Linked DNA regions of Mus musculus: region 1 is linked to region 2. Evidence: chromatin loops called from intact Hi-C (ENCODE). Cell type or tissue: left cerebral cortex. All regions are shown on one strand. Links, peaks and the distances in the headings refer to the core of each region. The heading gives the core; the rest is flanking DNA.

Region 1 (7,784 bases), core at 1,161-6,160, 190 kb before region 2:
ATTAATATTATTTCTCATTAAGGGGGAACCTCACTTCTCGCTGATTGGTTTTCAGACCTTACCTGGTAGTCTCCTTTTTACCATGCTGAATCGTGTACCCTAGGAACCAATAAAGGGGCACTGTTTTATTTAGTTGGATAAACTTTAAATTTTTGATCTCATCATAATAATATAACATTTTATCATAATTTATTGAATGTTTTTCAAGTTATTTTAATTAGCAATTTGTTGGATAGGTGTTAAATATGTTTAAATCCAGCCATAGACTAGTGGTTATCAACCATCTTGATTCCGCTGCCCACAGACATGCCATGTTTAATAGTCTTAACCAGGTGTATGCTTCTTGAATCTAGTGGTGTGTATTATAGCATATCTAGAAGCATCTTGTAGTGCTAAACTTACCATGCACAGGACAAACCATAATGAGCAAATTACATAGCCTCAGATGTTAGTAGTGCCACTATTACGTTAAGAAACCCTGCCATAAGCCATCTTCCTCCCTTTCCATGTACTCTGGGATAATAAAACTGCAGTGGAAGTGGTGTTATCACTGACATTTAGCCTTGAGTCAGTGACCTTTGCCTGTGGGGTAAAGAGGAACTAATGTGGTCCTTGCACAGGAGGAGACCTGTATAGCTAACGTGACCAGGTTACAAGCCTTGTGAAAGCAGTGTGCACTGCACAACAGGATGCCTCTAGAGGACACCACTAGCACTTGGAAACACCTGGCAGGCAGACTCTGTGCCTCCATGTTGCTCTTGACCTAATTGTGATGATGGAATCAAATAGTTCATGAAACGACATAGCCCCTGTCCACTAAGTGAGTGCTGTGACAAGTGTCTTCATTTTTTCATATCATAAGGGGATGGAGTTTTTTGATGCCCTCCTTACAAAGCTCCTTTTTGAATTTGTGTTTATATTTGTAGGAAAAATGTAATTTTAGAGTATGGAACTATGAAACATTTGGGTAAATTTATGTGATTCTACTGTTTTCCTCAAATTGGGCAATACCTATTCCTTTTTTGTTTTTTCAAAAAATCTGAACTTTATATCAGAGGAGCAATTTCTTTGACTATAAAAATTATTCTATAAATGTATTTCTATAGATCTCTTCCTTTAAGAAATTCTTTTGAAACTTAAAATCTAGTATTAAGTATTCATTCATGATCATAGCTGACTGTAGTAGAAATGTTGTTATACAGCTTTAATATCAGCTATTCATATCAAAATACACTGGACAGTACTAGGAAGTTTTGAATGTGTACATTGCTGTGACATTTATATAATGTTTTGGCATGCATTGCAGCTTCCAAAGGCCTTTATTAGTCCTTGTTGACAGAAACATTGACCTGGCAACGCCTTTACACCATACGTGGACATACCAAGCGCTGGTACACGATGTGCTGGTAAGAGAGTAAATATAGCACTTCTTATTGAACTGTGATAAATTCAGTAGTTATCTTAAGTTTAAACTAACAGAGTGGCTATAGGCACAAAGTTAAGAGGAATAAAACAGAAAAATATGGATAAAATACTAGCGATATAGGTGCTCGAGAAGTCTGTAGTTGTGAACTTATGATCTTTAAATAAAGGGTAATTAGCGGCATTATTGGCAGTTATGGGAAGGAAGCAATGAAGGAAATAAGCAGCCATATTTTTTTTCATGATAAGTAAGTAAAATTTAAAAATTGAAATCATTTCCCTTAGAGAGCAAAACTAATTTCTTCCTTTTCTCTAGGATTCAGATAAACTTCATTTAATTGTAAAAAAGGAACAGTATTTTACTGTTATCTAATGTTTTCTGAAGTAGTTTTAATTACGTGCTTAAAAATATGTCTGTCTATGTTCATACTCATAAGCTACCTGTTTACTTTGTAATGTGTGGAAATAAAGCACAGCCCAACCTGCAAAGGCAATGAAAAGAAAGCATATGCCACAGTCATTTCTTTAAAAACAACAGTGACGTCACAGTAGTCTCCATTTTATAGACAGAAAAACTGACAAGCAAGAGAATTTCCCAAGCATAGTGGCTCATTTTAGTAATCCCAACACGCTGGAAGCTGTAGCAGGAAGATAACCCTGAGACTCTGGAAGCTGTAGCAGGAAGATAACCCTGAGACTCTGGAAGCTGTAGCAGGAAGATAACCCTGAGACTCTGGAAGCTGTAGCAGGAAGATAACCCTGAGACTCTGGAAGCTGTAGCAGGAAGATAACCCTGAGACTCTGGAAGCTGTAGCAGGAAGATATCCCTGAGACTCTGGAAGCTGTAGCAGGAAGATAACCCTGAGACTCTGGAAGCTGTAGCAGGAAGATAACCCTGAGACTCTGGAAGCTGTAGCAGGAAGATATCCCTGAGACTCTGGAAGCTGTAGCAGGAAGATAACCCTGAGACTCTGGAAGCTGTAGCAGGAAGATATCCCTGAGACTCTGGAAGCTGTAGCAGGAAGATAACCCTGAGGTTCTGGAAGCTGTAGCAGGAAGATAACCCTGAGGTTCTGGAAGCTGTAGCAGGAAGATAACCCTGAGACTCTGGAAGCTGTAGCAGGAAGATAACCCTGAGGTTCTCTTAGCTCAGGTGAGACCCTGCCTGAGAGAGAGTTCAAAGACTCTGAACCCAGAACCCTGACTCTGAAACAAGCATTCTAGTTGATTGACTTCTAGGACTACAATATCATTACAAAGATTATATACAGTGTCATATGAGAAGGAAATAGGCAGATCACAGCAGATAACTATTTAACAGTGCATCTTTTTAAAGCCAAGATGTTTTAAAGCATTTACTTAAGTAAATCACATTCAGGGCTGCTGGAAGAAACTGTTAATTCCACTGCATACATAGAATCCTATGCTAGGACTCTAAGAAGAATGTCAAGGAAATACGAGTGAATATCCTCTCAGTACAGAAGCAAAAGGAACCAAAGAGAGCCCCAGAAATAAGCCTGAAAGCAGAACTGTAGAATGAATGAATGGATAGTTTGAACCTAGGCTTTAGCAACGATAAAAAGACACAAGTACTGCTGTCTCCCTGAAGCTGCTTTCTAGGAAGAAGAGACAGGCAATATACAAAGGAAACAAAGCCTTCAGAAGGTTAAAAAAAAAAAAAAAAAGCACTCTACAGTAAAATGCTGATGACCAGGACTGAGATTTTAAAACCAGAGAGACCTCACTTGTAAAATGCAGCCAACTGGGGACAGAATACTCTAGGTAGAAAGGTTTGGGTGTGTTTAAAGAATGTAAGGGTAGCACACTAGCCACAGTGAGGTAGCATGGGAGTCAGGGAGAAGGAAGCAAGGTTACATAGGACATAGGAAGCAATATAGTACAGTACATGGGCTCATGTCACGTGTCATAACAGATTGAAATGAGTTTAAGGCAGAATGCGAAGAAAAAAAAACTTTCTTTTTTTTTCCTGCCTAGAGAGTTAGGAAAGGAGAGTGATTGCTGGAAGGATAATGTGAGGTCCAGAAAAATGAGAGAAATTACCACATTTTTGTGAACCAATGGTAATGACCAAGAAAACATTTAATGATGTAGGAGATAAGACTGCCCAGCAGGGAGCAACAGTGAGTCATATGAGACCGTAGCTTTAACATTTGGACCATTCTTTGTTGTGCGGGCCTCATGGACATTCTAAGATAATTTGTCAACATCCTTGACCTTGATCAATCCTCAAATGTTCTTTCCACCACACCGAATGTATGCTGGGGAAAAGAGGTAGAACGGGGTAATATTTGCCTCTGATGGAGAACAGTTATTAGTTACTGCCTACTGAAGTGAGTTTCAGCACTGGTATAGGTTTAGGGAGGAGGGGTAAGCCAGTTTGGAGATAGCAAAAAAGAAGACAGTCCCAGGTCCAGAGCTGTGTGAAGGTAAAAGAAAATGATCTCATGTGGAAAGAGGTAGCCCTTTGGAGTTCAATTAGGGAACAATACCCACAGATGTTTAGAGAGATACTCAAACTGGCTTTTCTCAATGACTGAGTTTCAGAGATTTTAACAGCAGGATTTTCAGACCTGGGTTCAAATGGGAGATGAGATCTGGTGGCTGGGGAGAAACATACAGAGTGGGCATGTTGAGCATCTCAGAGGCCTCGAGTCATGCTTTGTCAGTAGCCCTCCAGCTGTGCTGAGGGACCCTGGGGTCTAAGGGTCTGAGTAAAAGCATGCCACTTAGGGACCATCTCTCCTGTCTGTGCTGGTGTGGGAGCTATCCAGAGCACTGAGATATCTTGGGGTCCTCCCTCCTCTTCTCTTCTCTTCTCTTCTCTTCTCTTCTCTTCTCTTCTCTTCTCTTCTCTTCTCTTCTCTTCTCTTCTGCCTGCCTGCCTGCCTGCCTGCCTGCCTGCCTGCCTTTCTTTCTTTCTTTCTTTCTTTCTTTCTTTCTTTCTTTCTTTCTTTCTTTCTTTCTCTCTTTCTTTCTGAGACAGTTTTTCTTGTAGTCCTGACTGTCACCTCTGCTTAAAGGCATGTGCCACCACCACTGGGCTAGGATCCTTTCTAATTGCTACATTAAAAGCATTATTGGGCTCCTTGACTCTCTTAGATGTGGGACATTGAAATATAAAATCCTGTACATATGGGAAGAAAGACATAGAAAATCTTTTATGTATAGGAAGGAAGGCATATATGTACATAATTTCAACAGAAAAGATTAATGCACCGGGCGTGGTGGTGCATGCCTTTAATCCCAGCACTCGGAAGGCAGAGGCAGGCATGTTTCTGAGTTCGAGACCAGCTTGGTCTACAAAGTGAGGTCCAGGACAGCCAGGGCTATACAGAGAAACCCTGTCTCCAAAAAAAAAAAAAAAAAAAAAAAAAAAAGAAAGAAAGAAAGAAAAGAAAAGATTAATGCTGAGTCCTGGTCAGAAAACGACCATAAAACTGACCAAGGCTCACATGGGCCTCTTGCAATGAGATCAGAGTGAGGAATGGAAGTTTTCATGCTGCTCAGTAGACTCACTCATCACCCACTCGGTCAAGTTAGAACACACTCTGTGTTGTTATTTAAGTACTGAAAGCTTAGGACAAAGCAAACCTGGTGGCTCCCAAAGTCACTTTAGAGCTAGAGGCAGAGAGGAGTGAGTGAAGGCTAAGGTATTTTTCCTTTGATTCATCTTCATATGACAGTTTTCAGCCTCACAGAGGCTGGTTATAATAAACCCACAAGCTCTGGTGATCTTCTTCTGCTAGTTTTAATGTAGTTTTTAAAATTTTTATTTGTTGTTGAGTTTTTTGAGACAGGTTCTCATATCATAGCCAAGGCTGATCTGGGACTCGCCTCACTGCGGCCCTCCTGCCCTTACTGCAGATTATAACTGTGCCATTATTTATTTTTTAAGCTCAAGGATGGTTTTATTAATTTAAAAGGAAAACCTCTGGGGATTGTGGCTGTAAAGCTTGACGGTGTGCAGAGGAGAGCTGAGGAGAGGAGAGGAGGAGAGCCCCGCCCTGAGAGTTAAGCTGCTGTGCCCCAGCCATGATGGGAGCCCAGGGACCAGCAAAAGCTCCCCTGGGACCTGCTAGTGTCTGAAGGGAGGCAGCAAAGGAAGAAACGGCACAACAGAGAAGGATAAGGGAGACCCAATGGAACCTAACAGAGCTGTAGGGACCCTTACTTACTGATTGTTTTTTTAAGCTACTTACTTTGGAATTTGCAGTTCTTAGAAGTCTTCATAATTAATACCCTTTGTCCCCACAAGATGGAGTAAAACGTCTACTTTAGTAACAAGGTTGATGTTTGAATTTTTTTTTTTTAAATATCATTTATGTTGGCCTGAAACATCTAAACCATTGATAATTATTTCTGTATTAGATCTTGGAAACAACTATGATAATTGAGACAGCTTTTCTGTTTGTCAAAATGGTTAGTTTTTAAATTTAAATGGAAAATATACTCTTCAGACAAAAAAACTTTGCAACATCCTTCTCCGTTTTTGAGAATATAAGAACCAGTAAATGATTAGACAGTGAGGGGCTTTCAGTGTGCCTCAGCCTTGGGCGGGCAGATGTGGCTGTCCACCAGGCGAGAGCGCTTGCCCTTGCTCAGCAGTGCACAGGTTTCAGCTTGGCAGCTTTTCTCTCACTGAGCTCTGTCCTCCAACGCTCAGGAGTCTCCTGTACCTTTCACACACCAGAACTGATGGTAACTCCTGTGCTGTGTCCCTTCACATCCTAATTGCTTCGTGACCATTTTCTATCCATCTTTTGAGACCTGGTCTTCCTTTGTAGCCCTGCTAGAGCACTCACAGCAGTCCTCCTGCCTCAGCCTCCAAAGTGCTGGGATTCCAGGCTTGAGCCGTCATGCTTATCTCATTGTACCCTTTGTGGTGGTTTTCTGGGTTCATTTCCTCTCCCCACTTGTCACTGTTGACCAAAGTTTTGTGGTTCTAAAGCAGTACTTTATAATCAGTGTATTATCATCTGCCAATGTAAATTTGGATTTTTTTTCTTGTAGTCACACTAAAAAGATAAAAAGGAGCAGATGAAATTTATCTTAATAATATTTAATAATCTAATAATGTGAATTTTAGCTCAACACACAATCAATTTATAACATTAATATTTTATATTCCTCCTTCATAAATATGACTATATTAATTCATAGTGTTTTTATAATTAGATCCATAGCATAGATTCTATCCAGTTCACAGATCTTAGGGTTGTAAAGAACTCTCTAAATAAAAGTGAGCAAGCTTTTTAGAAACATTGCTGACAGAGGATTCCTTGGGTTCTGAACTAAAATAAAATAGATCATGCTTAGCAGTCTAATCAACATTCACACCGTAGTTGGATTAAAACCTCTTCATTCCGGTGGTGTCTGCTCCTTGTTCCGTCTGAATGGTCGGGGAGCTCTGTTCATATCCACACAGAGATGCAGGATGATGAGGCCATCTCAGTTCTTACACTCAGATCACTCTGGCAAAGCAAAACAGTGTGGGCTACATTTCATTTAAGACACATTTCAAATAAAAGCAGAATCAAAATATGTGGTTGTGGGTAGTTAGAATGGGTGAGACCTTGGCTTCCCTTCCTAGTACCACAGTCCTCTCATGGTGCCCCATAGCAATCGTCCAGCTTCCCTGATTTCTGCCTAAGATCCTCCCACCTGTAGTAGAAGCAGCCTGTGGTCACTGTGCCCGAGATCTCACATAGCTGCTTGGCTTTTCTCCCTCGCAAGCATGGCGAACTCTTTGTCCTCTCCTCTCCTTGTCAGCCTGCTTGCAGGGACCTGGAAGGCCTACCTATTGCTTCTGCCTAGCGACTGGCCTGTGGCATCTTCACTGCTAGATAAAAAAACAATTAGGGAAAAGGGCCTTAGTATCAGGACCACCCCTACATGCCAACTTGTGGGCTCTTACCAAGCTCTGTAGGTAGCATGCTTCTTGAGATAGAAGATTGCTAAATATTTATGCATAATTGAGTTCTCAGAAATAGAGTGCAGGGCCTTAGCTGCACTGTTTCATGACTGTTGTTAAAGGCATTGTCTCTCTAGGTCACATAGCTGCAGCTGCCTCTGGGGTATTCGCAACTGTGCAAATGTGCAAACTGCCTTTTACTTAGAACTTAGTGTCTAAAACTTACCTTCATTGGAATTAGTTTTGGGAAAGACCTTTGAAGATCTTTTTAAGATAATGTTTTAATTTGTCAGAAAATCAGTGAAAGCTGTTGTAGATGTTGCCATTTGACTAAAAACCTGATATGTTTGCCTGTTGATTCGTTTTATGGAAGGCATCTCTTCTCTTTTTACTGCCTTTGGAAAAAAATGAAGAAACTTAGTCTTTTGTT
Region 2 (7,784 bases), core at 1,250-6,249:
GCCCAGAGGAAAGCCCAGGAAGTACATTCCAGACAGCAAGGTCTTCCTGAGCTAGCTGCTCAGTAGCACAGGACGTAGCTCCAAGAATGTCCAAACACGAGTACGTGAAATTCAAATGTTTCTGCAGAGCAAATCCAATTAGCCACAGTGTGAACAGATAGCCTACAGAATGGGAGAAACACGTCTATCAGTCACACTTCAGACAGAAATTACTATCTAGATTATATCCAGAACTTGGAGAATTTAACAGCAACCAAGAAAACTGCCAATCAGCACATGGTCAAATGCAGTGAACAAAAAATTCTTAAAACAAAAACACACAAATGGGCCAATAAGTATTTGGTATTCTTGGCTATGAGGAAATGCAAATCATGGCTGCTCTGAAAAACCGTATAATTCTGGCTGGTTTATTATCAAGAAAACTGGCAAGACAAATGCTGGTGGGGAAAGATGAGCCTTCACCACCGGCATAAACCGGGACAACTGTGATGGAAATCAGCATGCGGGGCCTCCAAAAATTAAAAATATAATGACCGTATGACCCAGCTAGGATTCCCACGCATAGCTCCACACCCCACCACAGAGGTCCCTGCACACCCAGGTGTTACTGCTGCACTCTTCACAACAACAAGGAGCTGGAGCTAGCTCGTATGCCCAGCAACAGAGGAGCAGTGGGATTCTATTCAGCTGTAAAGAAAAGTGAGGGCTGGTGAGATGGCTCAGCGGGTAAGAACACTGACTGCTCTTCCAAAGGTCCTGAGTTCAAATCCCAGCAACCACATGGTGGCTCAAAACCATCCGTAAAGAGATCTGATGCCCTCTTCTGGAGTGTCTGAAGACAGCTACAGTGTACTTACATATAATAAATAAATAAATAGATAAATAAATAAATAAATCTTAAAAAAAAAAAGAAAAGAAAAGTGAAATGACAAACTGTTGCTGGGTATCTAAGCACTGTTTCCCACCTATCTCACAGGCCAGCGGTCGCAACTTCATTTCTGTTGTGATAAGACACCCTGACCAAAAGCATCATGGGAGAAAGGGTTCTTTGGTTTGCAGTTCCAGGCTACAGTCCATCATTGTGGGGAGTCAAACAGGAACTGCAGGCAGCCAGTCACATCGAATCAGAGAGCAGAAAGAGAACTGACAGATGGCTTGATGGTTACGCGCACCTATTGCTCTTGCACAGGACCCCAGCCCCAGAAGATCAGATGTCTCTGTGGGCTGTGCTCACCGAGACTCCTCAGAACCACAATTAAAAATAAAATAAATCTTTAAATCTATTTCTAAAAGGAGCAAAGAGAAAATAAAATGCATGCCTATGCTGTGAGCACAACTTGCTTTCTCTACTTTCTCAAAGTCCAAAGCCCTTGAGGCAATTAGGACAGCCTCTATTGCCACACTCACAGGCCTACCTAATCTTCATAATTCCTTATTGATATTTTTTCCCACAGAATTTTAGGTTGTTTCAGGTTGACAAAGATAGCCAACACATCATGTTAGGATTTTTTTTTAAGTAACTTTACTTTTAATTTTTTCTCCATATATCACATCCTTACAGCAGTTTCCCCTCCCTCCTTTCCTCTCAGAACCTCCCCTCCCCATCTCCTCACTCCCCATCCACTCCTCCTCTGTTTACCTTCAGAAAAGGATACCCTTCCCAGGGGGATCAACCAAACATGGCATACCAAGTTGCAATAAAGCTAGGCTGGATGGGGCAACACAGTAGGAAGACAAGGGTCCCCAAAATAATTATTTACAGACCTTGAAAGAACAGTACTCAACTTAATATGGAAAAAATAGGATAGCTAAAACATACTGTACAATAAAAGAACCATCTCTGATTTCAAGCTTCACTAGAGAGCTATAATGACAAAAACTACATGGTATTGGCATAAAACAGCCAGGTTGATCAAATCAAAGACCCAGACATAAATCTACACACCTATGGATACCTGTTTTTTGATAAAGAAGCCAAAATTATATAATGGAAAAAAAGAAAGCATCTTCAACAAATGGTGCTGGTCTAACTGGATGTCTGCACGTAGAAGAAATGCAAATAGATCCATATCTATCACCCTGTACACAACTCAAGTCCAAGTGGATCAAAGACCTCAACATAAAACCAAACGCACTGAAGCTGATAGAAGAGAAGGTAAGGAGCAGCCTTGCTCTCATTGACACAGGAGATAACTTCCTGAGCAGAGCATCAATAGTGCAGGCACAACGATCAACAATAAATGTCTTCATCAGGGATTTACTCATTTTGTTCATTATAGAGTGTGGGCGCGGGTGTGAGTGTATAAGCTACAGCTCCCACCTCTGGAGATCAGAGGACAACTCTGCAGCCAGTTCTCTCCCTCCATCTTTATGTGGGTCACCTAGGGTTAAATTCTGGTGGCCAGGCTTGCAGAACCAGCACCTTTCTGTGCTGAGCCATTTCACTACCACTGGACATTGTTTTTAAACAACTATAATTTGTGTTTCATCATGGAAACATAGTTGACACATAGAAATAGAATCTCAATGAAAAAGTGAAAAGCCAGTGAAAGATTAAGAATTATTAATTTCTCTGCTGACATTGAATTAAGTATTGTGTATCTTGGGCTATGCATTAGAATCATCCAGAGAGGTTTTTAAATGCTCTGTCCCCATCCCAGAGCAAAAGGATCAGAATCTCTTGAGGGATGGAAAACTCCCGCTACCATACAAATCAGTGCTCCCCAAGTGGTCCCCACAACAACCTAGTTAGGAGCCAGCTGCTCTCTGGTTTTTGGTTTTGTTTGTTTGTTGATATTAAATGGTCTTTGTTAGAGCAAGATAACTAGCAATCCTGGACAATGCTCTGAAATATCACCGAACTGAATATAAATTTGTCTTTTCAGTCAAGAGCCAGATCTGCCTCTCCCTCTGGCTCTGAAGACCGGTCTCTAAAAGCACATATTTTTCCCTCCATATATTTATGGTGAACATGAAAAACAAACTAACTGAGGAAAAGAAATATCACCCGGACTCCTCCACCCTCCTTGGTTGGTCTTTCCAAAAGAATAAAAATAAATAAAGACTTAACTTCTCTTAAATGTTTCAAAACAAAATAATTAAAATGCCTGGGTAAACAGCCATGAAACTTAATGAGCTATTTCCTCCATTTCTTAAGTCACAGACTCAGGGTCTATCATGGAAATAGCTGCAGGAATTTGATTCTGCCAGATCATGGTGGACTGGCATCAGGGACTGTGCCCTGCAGGGACTCTTTCTCTGCCTTGCACCCCATTTGACCATGCTGCCTGAGTTGCTGCCTAGCAACTAATTATACAAGATCACGACAATTTCCCGGGCCTGACTGGAGGAACCTGTCCAACCCTGGCGTAGGACACACAAAGAACAATCATGAAAAGGACAGCTTTAATTGTCTTCATCTTCAATTTTTCTTCCAAGAAAACTATCAAGGATGGTTAGGTAGACTCCTGAGAAAATCACAATTCTCTCATGAAAGAGATCAAATCTTTCAAGCAGCCATGAAAAAGAAAAAGAAACACCGAGTACTTCCCAAATCACCGACCAAGCAATTTTGTCCCTTCTCAGAAGACAGCCAAGTGATAAAAGAAATGCCTGGTAAAACCACGGAGGCATTCTGTCAGCCCAGGCAAGGGCTGTTCAGCTGACGCACACTTCAGCATAGTCACACCTCCACATCATGCACTAGTGTAGGACTCCACGTACATAAATGTCCAAGTCTATAGGGAGAGGAAGTGGACTGCTGAGGTCATGTGGTGGAGAGGAAAGGGCGTGCCGGCTCTTCACCAGGAGGCATCATTTTGGATGTGATTGAATATTCTGAAATTGATCTACGGTGAGGATCATAAACTTTCTAGAAGTCACTGAATCCTGTCTTTTAAATGGATGGATTCTATGACATAAATTATAGCTGAATAAAGCTACATTTAAAACAGGTATTGTAACCAGGTGTGATTGGTCCATCCGTGGCACTGCGGAAGGCTGAGGCAGGATACAATGAATTCAAAGTCATCTTAGACTACCTTAAAACCATGGCTCAAAAAACCAAAATCAAAACAACAACAACAACAACAACAAAAACCTAAAGCAGGGGCTGTCCAGGTCTGAAATTCCTCTGCTACCTTGCAGGTCTGTCATGAACACGCCCTATGTGTTTTGTTCTTTCTCTATGCCCATCATGAAAAGTTGCTATAATTGAAATGCGGAGCACATACTACCACATCTAAAGTTCCATAGAATCACCAGATTTGAGACTAGAAACACAAACAAGGAATCTTTCCTAATCTGGAGAAAGAGGAAGAAAAAAAGAAATGTAACTATTGTCTGGAGGTTAGGAGCACTCTACAATGTACCTACTCTTTACAACAAATGACCCATCAGGGAAAACCGTTTTCCACCTGAAAATAAGTCCAGAGGCCGAGCCCCTAAGACAAGTTTTCCATAACATTTATCAAATGCTGCTTGGTTTTACTTTTAAAGTAGGCACTGTTCCCCACGGGGCGCGAAGCTGGGAAGTTTTGTTCTCAGAACCGGGTGGCTTGGCTGCTCTGCACCCTGCTGAGCCCCTCAATTCCCTCAAGGCGGCTCCTAAGACCGTCTCTGTCCAGTACCCTGCACGCCCTAAGTGTCCCTAGGCGTTTCCCCAAACGCGCTCCGACGCCTTTTCCCATCAAGTCCCCGGACACCACAGGCGACCTTCACGCCTCCCCAGAGAACCCCACACCGCAGGAAGAGGCGCCAGTCCGCTGGCCTCCCCCGGGGACCGTCGGGGGGGGGGGGCGAGGGAGGAGCTGGCCGGCCACCGCCCTACGGGGGCGGGAGGGGGAGGGCTGGGGACCGCTCCTAGCCCCTGCTGGCGCCCCCCGCACAGTGCTCATGCGCGCCGCCCGTCTTTATAGCGGCCACGGAGCCGCGCTTGCCGCACTCGGGTGTAGCCGGGCGGATCCCACGCAGGTGCGGGACCCGGGGAGGTGCATAGGGTCTGTGCCTCTGCCTGTGTGTCCTGGCGTACCCCACGCTGGTCCGAGGTGGCACAGCGCGTCTGGAGCTGCTCGAACTGCAGCGGTCGGGTTCTCCCGCCTTCGCCGGCTTCCGAGGAGCGCAGGGCCGTGCGGTCCCCGGCGAACCTCGTTCACGCCTCACTCTCCCGCAGGTCCACGGAGATCCTCGCCATGCCCTCGTCCAGGATCCCTGCTCTCTGCCTCGGTGGGTACACTCCCATCCCCTACCCCTCGCCCTCTCGCGCGGGCGGAGGCTGTAGCCACCTCGCTGTCCTCTCTCCGCAGGTGCGTGGCTGCTGCTGCTGCTGCTGCCCCGGTTCGCGCGCGCCGAGGGAGCGGGTGAGTTAGGTGCGGGAGGAGGGAGATGGGGAGGACAGGGTCAGTTCCCGCAGGCTAGGGACCTGCGTAGGGATGCGGGGCTGCAGAGGCGGAGACCCGCCCTCACCCATCTCCAGCGCAGCCCTCGGGCTTGCCTGTTTTTCCACGCCAGGGTCCCCGGGGTCCGTTTGTGCCTCCTTCCCGGGAGCACGCCACCTAGCCCCGGGACCATTCGTCCCGAGTTACTCCGTTGTTTTCCGGGCTGGGGACAACTGTTTGGTCCCAGCCCACAGAGGAGGGCTGCTCACATCCTGGTCCCACCTAATCCGATCACCTCGCTGTGCTGTGCGTTTGTGCTTGTAACCCCTTTGGAAAACAGCGTCGGCGGTTCCTATATCTATCTCCCTGGGAGCCTCAAAAGAGTTTGTTCCACGTGTAGAAGTCCGAGTGTGGTTCGGTGTCTTTTCTGCGATGTAAGAGAGTTTCGCTTCTAAAATCTTACGCTTGCTTTTCTTCAAAGTAGAAATGGTAAGTACCTTTTGCCCAACAAAGCAAGTGTTAGCAGCTCCGGACAATCTCGGTCCTGGATTCCAGAGTCGTTGTCGCCCCACTCCCACCTACCCCCACCCCCGTCGCTGAAAAGGGAAAAGATTTGGGTTATTTCATAGAGTTGCAAGGCTCCTATTTGAAGTTAGGATTTTAACCGAGCCTGAAGAATTGATATTGCACCTTGCGTCTTCCCTTTTCTTCCGTGGTCCAGGCAAGGATCCTTGGCAGAGGCAAATTACTCAACTTTTAAAACCATCCTTTCTTGCCTCGTGGGAGAGACTTTTTTTTTTTTTAAATTGGTCCGACTGACTGTAAGATTTAAGCATATTAGCAGTGCTTTCTTTTAAAAAAAAAAAGGGGGGGGGTGCTGCCTTCCATATTCCTTTGGACAGATCTGGAGGAGATACAATCAGATTCAAGTAGAGGACTAATTTCCTTGTGTCCTAGCCTTTGGGATTTGCGGCGTGCTCCGTAGGCTAATTAACTCTATGACTTTCATTTCCTCAATTGTAAAATATATGATCCAGGCACCTGTTAACTGGTTGGTTTATGTGAATGTGGGACTGTAAAGCCCTGACTGTATCAGGTAATGGGCCAGACAGCCCCCTGGGAAGGGTAGCTGAAGACGTTTGCATTTGTCTATGAAGACACTCCACAAAGGCTCAATACAGATGTACCGTCATCATAAATAACTGGAAAGAGTTCATCACAATTAAGATCTTTTTTTATTTCTAGGTCAAAGACTAATGCTATTTTCTCATTCTGATGCACTTTTTCAATTACATTTTCCAAATTGATGAAGAACTGGAAACAATGTCACATTAGATATCTGTAGTAACTTGGCCCTAGATTAAATTGGAAACCCCTTTGGGCTTGCTAATATCTAAAACGGTGTCAACATTTAAGTCGGTGTTTTGGCAGAAGTATAGAAATTGGGGGAATAAATAGAATCCCTGCAATACTTCCCCCGTAAAGCAGCCCAGGAGCTCTTACAGGACACACCCTTTCTCTTCAGTTCCCATTCCTGTCACCTGCTTTACCAGAGGCCTGGATATCCGAAAAGAGAAAGCAGATGTTCTCTGCCCAGGAGGCTGCTCTCTTGAGGAATTCTCTGTGTTTGGGAACATAGTGTATGCGTCAGTGTCCAGCATCTGCGGCGCTGCTGTCCATAGGTAAGCCGGAGCCCACGGGAAGGGCGTGGCGGTGCCAACTGGCACACGTGTGATTGTTTCCTTTCCAACTTAAGCTGTGTGGACCCCTCTCCTACCTGCTTGCTTCTTCTTGGTGCCAATTTTGGCCATAGTTTTGAGATTTTCGTGAGTATTCCTGCATGACCTAATGTGCAAGGGAAACTTTCTGACAATGAGCAGAGTACATTGTTTTTTGTTGTTTTGTTTGTTTGTTTGTGTGCGTGCGTGCTCACGGGCACCCATGTGCACCCATGGAGGACTGTTGAGAGGGTTTGAAGGTGGAATTACATGTGTTTGTGAATTACCTCACAGTGCTATGAACTGAACTTGGGGCTTCTGGAAGAGCAGCCAGCTCTCTTAAACACCGAGCCATTCCTCCAGCCCAGCATTAGTGCGCGATGGCCACATTTCTATAATTCTAAAATATTCCTCATCGTGTCATATATAGTAGGGTTTTTTATACTACACACCCTGTCGTTTTAACTTCCACCACAAGTCTTACAGTAGACACAGCCTTGTTCTGGTTTTCACATGAGACTGAACTCAGGGTTGTCAAATATCTTGCTGATGTCACTCTGGTAATCCAATACCATGCCATCCTACAGTAGAGGCAGGGTATGATTCTTTTTTTAAATACAGGTCAAGGGCACATGTGGTTAACTCTTTAAGAAATTTCATGCCTCTTTATTAAGTCTGAACCTCTGAAATG

Evidence for each region. A loop is a pair of places that touch in the nucleus more often than their neighbours do. Peaks named below come from ENCODE experiments on the same cell type or tissue, not always from the same donor. Only the 100,000 strongest peaks of a DNase experiment are listed, where the experiment ranks them.
Region 1: a loop joins it to region 2, with 2.3 times the contacts of the local background. A loop is called at or near these places in 2 of 42 quality-filtered maps.

The regions. Positions count from the first base shown.
Region 1 is chr12:51,398,693-51,406,476 of GRCm38, forward strand. Scfd1 (Sec1 family domain containing 1) reads left to right here. Exons shown (of 25, transcript NM_029825.3): 10 at 1,307-1,406. Gm40422 (a long non-coding RNA gene) reads right to left here. Exons shown (of 6, transcript XR_872746.2): 2 at 6,781-6,914; 3 at 63-99. Among named protein-coding and RNA genes, the nearest start is that of Gm40422, 8.6 kb to the right of the region's middle. In left cerebral cortex, for the core only: CTCF peaks have their summits at 3,543 (motif pointing right) and 5,699 (motif pointing right); a DNase peak (open chromatin) is centred at 3,553.
Region 2 is chr12:51,588,435-51,596,218 of GRCm38, forward strand. It overlaps Coch (cochlin), which reads left to right and starts at 4,907. Exons shown (of 12, transcript NM_001198835.1): 1 at 4,907-4,971; 2 at 5,171-5,223; 3 at 5,304-5,357; 4 at 6,901-7,057. The coding sequence starts at 5,190. In left cerebral cortex, for the core only: no CTCF peak of the experiment used is centred there; DNase peaks (open chromatin) are centred at 3,677, 4,611, 5,047 and 5,346; H3K4me3 peaks cover 1,918 bases; H3K27ac peaks cover 573 bases.